Regions from separate parts of the Homo sapiens genome. Here region 2 is linked to region 1. A link is a loop called in an ENCODE intact Hi-C map of the cell type or tissue named here. Cell type or tissue: MCF 10A. All regions are shown on one strand. Links, peaks and the distances in the headings refer to the core of each region. The heading gives the core; the rest is flanking DNA.

The links. Peaks named below come from ENCODE experiments on the same cell type or tissue, not always from the same donor. Only the 100,000 strongest peaks of a DNase experiment are listed, where the experiment ranks them.
Region 2: a loop joins it to region 1, with 7 times the contacts of the local background. A loop is called at or near these places in 2 of 110 quality-filtered maps.

What each region holds. Positions count from the first base shown.
Region 1 is chr5:61,931,697-61,937,087 of GRCh38, reverse strand. No RefSeq gene overlaps it. Among named protein-coding and RNA genes, the nearest start is that of LINC03123, 200 kb to the right of the region's middle. In MCF 10A, for the core only: a CTCF peak has its summit at 2,872 (motif pointing right); a DNase peak (open chromatin) is centred at 2,877.
Region 2 is chr5:61,815,673-61,821,063 of GRCh38, reverse strand. No RefSeq gene overlaps it. Among named protein-coding and RNA genes, the nearest start is that of LINC03123, 83 kb to the right of the region's middle. In MCF 10A, for the core only: CTCF peaks have their summits at 2,960 and 3,163; no DNase peak of the experiment used is centred there.

The sequences.
Region 1 (5,391 bases), core at 278-5,277:
TGGAAAACTCTACAGATAGAAGGTCATAGAGAATCAGAGCTGGATTCTGTAACATAGTGAAAGTCAATCCCTGCTGAAGTTATAGAGAAGCTGAGACTAAGAGTAAGTCAGGAAAGCTCATTTGTAAAGAAAAGAATGGAACAAATAACAGATGGCAGGGAGGTGTAGAAATGGGGATGGGGCAGGAAAGTTAGAATGCAAAGCTACACAAGGATGAAATCTTTGTATATTTTGCTTATTAATATAGGTGTCCATAAATATGTATTGATAGGGAAGGAAGGGGAGAGAGATATCTCTATCAGTACTCAGTTACTGACTCTTGAGTTCTAAGTTTGAGGCCTTATTGAGATCCAGCTGAACTTTGCTTTATGCCCATGGGTGTCTGATTGTCAGATGAGGTCTAACAATAACTGACTCATCTTTTTGGGATTGTTATTTTATTTTATTTATTTATTTATTTATTTATTTATTTATTTATTTATTTATTTATTGAGATGGAGTCTCGCTCCGTCACCCAAGCTGGAGTGCAGTGGCGCGATGGCGGCTCACTGCCAGCTCCGCCTCCCGGGTTCACGCCATTCTCCTGCCTCAGCCTCCCGAGTAGCTGGGACTACAGGCGCCCGCCACCACACCTGACTAATTTTTTGTATTTTTAGTAGAGATGGGGTTTCACCATGTTAGCCAGGATGGTCTTGATCTCTTGACCTCGTGATCCGCCTGCCTCGGCCTCCCAAAGTGCTGGGATTACAGGCGTGAGCCACCGTGCCCAGCCTGTTTTTATTTTTTAACTTGAACTGGTTAGAGTGGGTATTTCTCTACTGTAACCACAAGATCTTGAATCTTGATGTGACAGAGACTCTAAAAGAGAATACACAGTACCGATTTTCACTTTAAGGCCCCTCCCCTGAATCTCAGCTAAGCAACTGCTCTGGCCTGCAGTTCTCCATCATTCTGTCCTATGGCTATTGCTTTAGGAGGCCTTCTTCCAATAGGGAATCATCTGTAATCTGTTAAGCAAGACATTCTTGGCAGCCAGTAGCCTAATCATGATTTCTTTAAATAGTTTTTTTCCCATGTCCTTTCCTAATTGGGCTTATACTGTTCAGACAGGCATTTATATAATATCATTCTCCCAAGTCTTTGATCAGGCACTGTGTTTACAGAACTTGTTTTTTAAGCCTTTTTTCATCTCAGATGGAATAATCCAGAAAAACCACAATTTCTCCATTACAAGGCTTCAAAGTCCAAAAGAGTCAGCCCTACTGTTAGTGACACCAGAACTGGGCAACTCAGAATCTCTGTTACCAGAGCACAAATGGGTGTGTCATTCCACATATCACTGAAGATTCCACATCCTCTCCCGGAATGCAGCAGGAGGGGACACAAATGTAGTTACACTATTCTCTTAATCTTTTCACCAAACTCTTAGATTATATTTGTTGAAGACATCAAGTTTGGAGATATTTCCTTAATGTAAAAAATGTGAAAGTAACTGACTCTTTTTCTATTATGTCCTCTTACTGTAGGCCAAAGATTTGTATTCATTTAGAAAAGGAAGACTGGAAAATGGGCCTCAATTTTCATGTCTGTAAAATGGGGATATTAACCTAGTTAATAGTCTTCATGTTTCCTTCAATTCTGATTATTTCAAATAGTGTATTAAAATAAAATAAAATTAAATAGCAAATGGAAAATGGCAGCTATAGCCCCAGTGGGTATGGTCTACCCAGGTCTGTCAAGATTAGAACCACATGGATTTAAATTATTTGGGAAGGAAACAGGCTGCTGATCGGAGCAGTGGATTTGCTTGATGGAACCTTTAAAAAAAAGGTGAAAAAGTGACAAACCAAAATGTCTAAATCTAGTCTGACAGGTTCAGATAATTTAAAGCTAAACCATGTTACAGGTCACTGTCCAGCTGTGCTGGGAAAGCCAATGGGAAAAGAATCAACCTATTTGTAGCGATCTGTAATTTCTGTTCAGATTCTTGTTTCCTTTCCAGAATGTTCCCCCAGTGAGAGCTCTGACCCCTTTAGAAACAACCTGGTGAGTGAGTGAAGCAGTTCTCAGTTCTTTTGATTGGTCCAGCTCCGTGTTTTGTTACAAGCATTGCACAGCTACTATCTGAAAAGGAATCTACCTCTTTATGGGAACATACAGCTGCTGCTGTTACCATACGATCCATTTTCCTTTAAAAAACCCTGTTTGCTCTACAGTTTATAGAAACTGACATTTGAAGAGATAGTGTCAGCTTGACCCTTCAGTTGTCTGAAAAGAGGAGAATCAAACCTGTCTTCTCTGTTTTTTCTTTCTCCCTCTTTTATTTCCTAACTTCCTTCCTCTTTACTTACTTTTCATCAACTTATATGGCCCAGCAGTCCTGGAATTCTTGGTAAAGAGAAATTCAGTCCCTTAAAAAAAGCATTGTAAAGGAGAAATTGGACGAGTAGAGAATTTTAAAATTGTTTACCAAGTGGAAGTAAAATGAAGTTGATTGCTATACTCTGGCTGGCCCAGTCCCCATAAGGTGACAAAGCCTAGAGACTAAACACAAAGATCTGGGATGTTTAGACATGTTTAGTAAGTTGTTCTTGGCATTGATTCAATGCAAGAAGGTACATGGATGTTTGCTAGTTGGAGAATCTCTAAAACTTGCGCTGTCACCAAGACACCATAGGCAAGACATCCAAGCTTTGACACCAACTCTCCTCCAACCCAGCTCATTTCAAATGCATGCATTGCACCTTACCAAGTCCCAAAGGCTCTGGGTACCAAATAAACCAATGCCATAACAAGGATGGTCAGCTTGGAACCAAACCCTGGGAGACAAGTGGAGCCCTGCACACTTGTGACCGATATAATGAGCCACTGGATGGCACTGTGGGTCCATGCAAATGTGTATGGAAGGCCATTTATCTTTCTTCTAAAAAGGCCGTTTAGCCTTGACAGGTAATTTGGCACATTTTGTGTTGAAATGTGCCAAATGATTTGGCAAATATTTCACTTACCTCTGAAAATAGGCACACCTGCTGTTCTGGCCTTCAGGGAGATGGAGGAGGGTGGCTTTTCCCCCCAACTCCCTTGTTGCTTCTAATTTCAGAAGTGAAAACAAGATTTGGTCAAAGATACATAGGCCAACTCCATTTTAAATGTAGTATTGTGTTTTAAAGAAACAGAAAAATTTGTCAGGGTTGGTTTCTTATGAAACCAATCTCTTCAGTCTAAAGGGAACATCTTTTCATCTCATCAATGCTATTTGCCCAGCCGGTGGCTGGCTTATCTGGCTCATGACCAGATGGAATGGGATTTGGTTGGAGAGCTATGTCCTCTACTGATCCTCCAACCATGAACATCTAGGAAAATTTGTTTCCAAACTTTTCTGTTCTAAAGAATTATCTGCCCAATATGTAGTATGTTTAGTAACAAGAAAGCAAAGCAATGTGAGAATGTCTCATACCAAACATCTGAGCTGCCTTTTGGCCATCTTGAAACCACTGCTTTGCCATACATGGTGGTGACAATTGTACACAGGCATTCCCATTCCTATGGTAGAACCTAGAGGACAGGCTGAGGCATCCCTAAGACAGCCTGCATGTCAGGCCAAGTTCCTGGTGTACTAGCTTTAACTGTACCTCCCGTATTATTTTCTACTCCGAAAAGCATACTGGAATGAAAATGAATAAAAATGGTGTTATTATTGATATAACTTTGAATCTAATCTAATTTTTTTAATGATGAAACATTTGCAAATCTAATTACTGTAGCTAACATGACTAAACAATGACTTGGGACCACTTCCCAAGTGGCCAAAGCACATATTGAGAACAGGGTGGGAATAGGCGGGTTAGAAAGGAGAGATTCAGAATTCTTCTTAAGTACTGTCTTGTCACTTACTGACTAGTAAAAGGCATATCTCACTGTGTCAAATCCACTCCTCTTTTGAAATATATCAAGGGAGAATGGTATTATGGCATGATTCTTGATTTGAATTCTGAGATTTGGCTTCTAGTTCCAGGTCTACCAATATGAGTTATGTGACATTAGGTGAGTCATTAATCCTTCAGCCTGTTTTCCTACCTAAGCCCAAGGAAGGCAATTCAGATGATCTCCTATGGCTACAAAATATTGAAATGTTCTTTAGTTTAGGCAGCCTCAACAAATGTAATATAATCCTAGTATATGCTAAGGTGATATATAGCAATAGCAAAATAGGTATATTTGTTCAAATAAAATCTAAACTACTTAACAGTTTTCCTGAACACAATAACTACCAGTGTAATAAGGAAAAGAAACTCTTGTGGTACTAAGATATTTTATGAAAAATAATGAATATATGTCTAATGATGTGTATTTGCATTTTGTACTTAGCTTAAGAGTTTCAGGGAAGATAGTTCACAAATGTTGTTTTGTTCTGTAGATGACTTTTTTTTTTTCTTTTGCCTGTTCTTCTGTATCATGGAACTATAGTTTCCTTCCAGGTGAAGATCATCATGGAGGCTGAAGGAGACCTTGATAAGAGGGGTTTCTGTGGATTGTTGGGCAAAAGCCAAACTGGAGCAGGATGGCAAGAATGGACAATGAGGAAGGGTTGGCAGCAAGTATTGACCACTGTTATGAGGCATTGGTTATAAAAGGGGCAAAGAAAAAGGTTACAGCTGGTATGTGGAATCTAGGGGAGGATTTTTTTTTTTTTTTAACAAAAGAGGACATTCTCAGACTCACCACACACAGGAGGAAACTGTGGAAACACTTATTCAGAAACATACCTGAAGTTCTGACCAAAAGAGAGATGTGATTGTAAATCCTGACTCAATGGCTTTTTTTCCTGCAAAGTTAGCAAGCCTTCATTTAGTAGAGCATTTCAGAGCTGGCAGATAGTACCATTCAGTCCTCTCATTAAACTGAGGAATCTGAGGCTCAGATAAATGAGATCTGAGATTTGTTCTCAGAGCAGTATTGGGTAAGGATTAAGAAAATGGCTTTGGGGCCAGAAATACCTTGGATTGAGTACCAACTCTTCTACCACTTGTTGGCTATGTGACCTCAGTCTTCTCATCAGTTGAGTGCGGGGATTGTACAGTATTTCACAGATAAGCCTCCTGGGGGGACATTTTCTTATAGGGTTTGTTGTAAAAATAAACTGAGATAAGACAAGTGAAATGCTTAGTGCAATACTGAGTATGTGGCCACAGCAAATATGAATATATGTTAGCTAATATTGTTATTGCCATATATATGATTATTTACATGCATGGAAATAATATAGTATGAATTTGCATCCATAGAAGATTTTTTTTTTAATGTCAAGGGGATTAGTGCAAATGGAATGTAATAAACACTAAAAAAGGCACACAGGCCACAATGTTTAGTCTAAACCTTGCTTAAGTATAT
Region 2 (5,391 bases), core at 94-5,093, 120 kb after region 1:
GGAAGGCAGCAGCCAGCTGTGCTGTTGTGTGGACAGAGCCTTGCCTGTGAGGCGCAGAAGCACGGCACTTCACCAAAGCTCATAGATTTTGTTCATTCTGCCTCCATCCCTCCGTCAGTGTGAGAATTACAGACTCTCCATTTTCTCTGCTCTCCTTCTGCCTTAATGCCTTTGTTGAAAAGTATCCCCATCCTTTGTTCTAAATTCCAGTCTCTTTTGTGCTATGATGATAATGTTAACTCTGTAATTGTGCATAAGTCAGCAAACCAGAGTAATGCCTTATCCATTCAGCACTGTCAGGAAATGAGGTGTTCCACATAATTAAATTGTCCAGATAACTAGAGCTAACCAACATTTTAAAGATCAACATTTTTAAAAGAGTAAATGGAAACATCCCAAAGTTTATTATACACCCTCTTGCCTTCTTTATTTTAAAATTATTTTTTAGCATTTTTTTCCAGGATAGAAACAAAAGGGTAGAGAGTGATCATTAAGTCTTCTCTCTATCCCAGCACTATGGCCCTCACTTCCCCATCCCTAACAGAGGCTACTGGCGTCAACATTACCAGGCTACAGGCATATCCTTCCTGTGATAGTCTATATGTATACAAGCCCAAAGGTGACATGCCATGGTGCTCTACTACACCTTGTTTTTAAGGACTTATGTACTGATCATCATTTTTCATCAATACACAAAAAGCCGCCTCATTCTATATAAAGGCAACATCTGGTCCATTGTATGGATGCAGCATTATTTAATAAAGCAATCTCCTACTGATGGGCATCTAGTTATTTTCAATCTTTTGCTATTATAAAAAAATGCTACAGTTTTAATCTTTGTATTTACTCCATTTTGCACACATTCGAATATGTTTATAGGTTAAATTTCCAGAAGAGAATCGCTGTCTCCAAGAAGGGTTATGTGTCTTTGTCATTGTGATAACTATTATCACACCACCTTTCATAGTTTGCATCAATTTCTTTCTCTTGCTATCACTGTATGAGGGGACTTGTTTCCCCACACTGTCATCAATACAATATACAACCAAATTTTCTTTAAAATTGTTGTTAATCAGTGAGTAGAGGATACTAGTGCATTTAATTTTTTAAAATATATTTTTATTATGGAATGTGGCTTTTATAAACTGTCCTTCTCTGTGCTTCTAATATGCTTTGGTTTGAATTTTACTTTGTCTAACATGAGGATTGTAAAACTTGCTTGCTTGCTTTCTTGCCATTTTCATTTTTCTTGTAACTTTTTGTCCATCCTCCATTTTCTTTAGTGTGGTACATTTGTTACAATTGATAAACCAATGTTGATATGTTATTTTAACTACAGTAGGGTTCACTGTTGGTATTATACATTGTATGGGTTTGGACAAGTATAATAACGTGTTTCCACCATTATAGTAGCATACAGAATATCTTTGCTGCTCTGAAAGTCCCCTGTGTTCCACCTTTTCATTCCTCCTTTGCACTCTTCTCTAGAACCCCTGGCAGCCACTGATCTTTTTACTGTCTTCATTGTTTTGCCTTTTCCAAGATGTTGTATAGTTAGAATCATACAGTATAGAGCCTTTTCAAACTGGCTTCTTTCACTTAGTAATATACATTTAAGTTTCCTCCATGCCTTTACATGGCTTAACAGCTCATTTCTTTTTAGTGTTGAATAATATTCCACTGCCTGGATGTACCACAGTTGGTTTATCCATTAACCTTTTAAAGCACATCTTTGTTGCTTCCAATTTGGGGCAATTATGAATAAAGCTGTTATAAACATTCACGTGCAGTTTTTTATGTGGACATAAGTTTTCAACTCATTTGGATAAAACTCCAGGAGCATGTTTGCTGGATTGCATGGTAAGGCTGTGTTTAGCTTTGTGAGAAACTGCCAAACTGTTTTCCAAGGTGGCTATACCATTTCGAATTCCCAACAGCACTGAATGAGAGTTCCTGTTGCTTCACATTCTTGTCAGCGTTTAGTGCTGTCAACATTTTGGATTTTAGCCCTCCTGATAGATGTGCAGTGATATCTCATTGATATCGCTGCACATTTTAATTTACATTTTTCTAATGACACTGAGCACCTTTTCATATGCTTGCTTGCCATCTACTTTGGTGAGGTGTCTTCAGATCTTTTGCCTACCTTTTAATTATGTTGTTCATTTTCTCATTGTTTAGTTTTAAGAATTATTTGTATATTTTGAATACAAGTCCCTTATCTTGGTTTTGCAAATATTTTCTCCCAGTATGTAATTTGTCTTTATCTCATTACTTTTAATCTGCAGCTCTCTTAATATGAGTGAGGTTTATGAGCATCTTTTCAGATATTAAGGGCCATGTATATTTCTCTTTCTGTGCACTATGTATCCCTTGGTCTTTTCATACTAATGACTAGGTAAACCTAACAAAATTTAACCATTATTTGAGAATTGAGTCATTAATGTGAACATAGATTGCTACATTATACCACAATTGTCCAAACTGCTTTGCTCCTTTGAGATCTTGTATCTCTTTTTTCATAGTTCCCTTTTCTCTCCCCAGGGTTTAGGATATACACCATCCTTTCTTGGTTCTCTTAAGCGTTTGTCTTTCAAAGCCTCTGCCTTCTTCTTGTAATTTGATGCCTTTGATACTAAGGGTTTCTGATACTAAAACAGTAAAATTTGCTATAATAGACTGGAAATTTGACTGATTCATGAGTCAAATTCATAGACCACAGCACATATACTTTACACATCTATTTGGTCACTCAGGAGCCTTTATTTTCTGGTCCTTGACCTTCTTCAGAATATTCAGAGTGGTCTAGCCAATGAATTTTTACTTCTAGTATTCCTGCTAGAACATTTGAGGTTAATCATAGGCTGGAAGCCCTAGTTGTGAGTAGAGCCCAGGGCCGACATGTTACTGTAAATATAAACATAATTGCCTTAAATACAGGAAAATTTGCTCCCTCATTATGGAGTAGCAATATGAACTCTTATTTCTGGAAAACTTTAAACAAATGATTTTCCAATGGTATTTTCACGTGGAGTGCTTGCAATGCATGAGCTTTTCTGCGTGGCCTTGGAACTGCAGTTTCCCGTGTGTTACATGGGAAGGAACTCCGCTGCCCTGATAGCCCGGCTGCATCCCATAGATGGCAGTAAACACACTTTTTAGCACTTTCCTTCATCTTCATTGGAATCAGGCTCCTTCAGGGAAAGAAAATGAATGCAGAAACTGTGGAGTAATAATTAGCAAACAGACTCTAGTCATTTGAAAAATTGGCAAGAAGCCTTATTAAAGGAGGTAATAATAGTCATATTTTGCACTTCTAATAGGGCCTTTTATCTCTAGGCTTCCAAGAGCCTGTCTGAGTCATGTAAAGAAAAAAAAAATACCCTGAGCTGGGTCAGAAGTCAGGAAATGTTGGCTCTGTTTGACATTCTGTGCAGCTCTCTCATTTCAAAGTGAAGGTAGAGTGTCTCTGTCGAATTTAAATTCAAGGAATTTATGCAGGTTAGAAAAGAAAAGGCAAGCAAGGCACTGTGAGATAAACATACATTCCTAGGTTAACACAGAAAACATGCTTTTCTCAAAGTTGTTTTCCTGTGGAAATAACAATAGAGCTTTAAGTACTCTGCCTCCTATAAACACATGGACAACCTTATTATTCACCGTGCGCTAGACAAATTGAGAAAGCATTTTTATATCCTCTGTCGTGTATCAAGGCGTAATTATCAGCACATCCTTGTATTTATTCCTGTGAGGCTGGAATGCATACCGCTGCAGATAGATATCAGCCCTGCAAACTCGGTATCATTCATTCTTTATCTCTGGCGGTGGTGATAGCAGAAGAAAACGACTCCTAACACATATACACGGTAAATGCCTTAAATCTACAAGATATGGCTGTCCTCCTTGTCCTGCATGGAAACTGCGTCTTCAATTTCCCACAGAAACTCCAGATCTATTGAAATCTTGGAACATTAAAATTCTCCTTCATTGTTGCCAAGGTTTAGTAACTTGACAACCAGAAGACAGACACCCTGGCTGTTTGAGGGAACGTAGGCTTAAAAATAAGAACAGCTTTTCCTAGTGCATGAAAATTCACCTGGGGCTTCATAGGATGAATATTTTATAATAACTGCTCTCTTTTTGGCTGTGTGACTTTTACATTGGGTAAGTTAATTAACCTCTCTGAGCATCAATTTCCTCATTGTCATAATTCCTACCTCACAAAAGTTGGTTTAAGGATTAAATAAAATCATGAATGTGAAACCACTCAGCATAACACATTACTCAGTAGGTACACAATAACTATTAGTCATTAAAAAATGTAAACATATACATGCAAACATACATAGGAGAGACAGAGAGAGAAATCCAGATTTCTCCTGGGTTTCCTCAGAGATTTAGGTAAATTTGTTCAAAGCCCTAAATTCTGAAGCCCATCACTTATTTTTACATTTCCTGCAAATTCATAACCTTATTTTCTAATGATTTCTTCCAATTCTTCTAAATCTAAGAGTCTTAGGTTAATTTAGTGCCCAGCGAGCTAGTACATAGACCTCAAGTCCTTAACCATTTTCTGCACCTAAAAAAATCCCAACCTCTCACAAGAATATTGTGAATCTGGTAACTTGATTAGAGACTCACAATTGATGAGAGACCGGGTCTTGTCCCTCACTGACTTCCGTCATTTTGCCTCCCCGCCCCCGCGGCCAGACCCCGCTGTCTTCCAAAAGGGGAGGCTGGCAACATGCAACTCACGACCCAGGCAGCCCCATCCCTGGAAAGTGCAACCCAGTCTTTCCCCGTCCTGTTCAACTGCTTCTAGGGTGGAGAGCAGCTTGAACTAAGTGATTGGATTGTTCAGCCTCCCTGGAATTTTGGAAAATACAGTTGTCTCCCTCATTATGATTATTAATTCACTGAAAATCAGCATTCTCATGGAATGTACCATTTCCTTTATTCTATGGAACAATCTATTCTTGTTTATATGTGAACATACTGATAAACACAGTAATAACATTATCTATCTCATACTCTGAGAGGCATTTATACATAACAAGCCATTCTTTTAGGGATTACCTAGAGTGGTTGTTGTTTTTAATTTTAATCGGTTTGATAGTAGATGGTGGTGGTGATAGCAGAAGAAGACCACTTAATCGTATATAAAATTTTCTGTTCATTGCATTCCTCCTTGTCTGATTTTTCTTTTCTACCCAGAACACAAATTCATCTTTTCTTGGTGGTGCAGTCATTAGTATGTGTAATTGTAATGATGCTCTGCCCTGTGGGGGGTTGATTGGGATGTACAGGGCTATCTGCCCCTGCATCCAATGACCCCAGATCCTTGTGTGTTTAGAGTTACTGTCTGGTTGTTGTTTTTTTTTCTACTCTTTT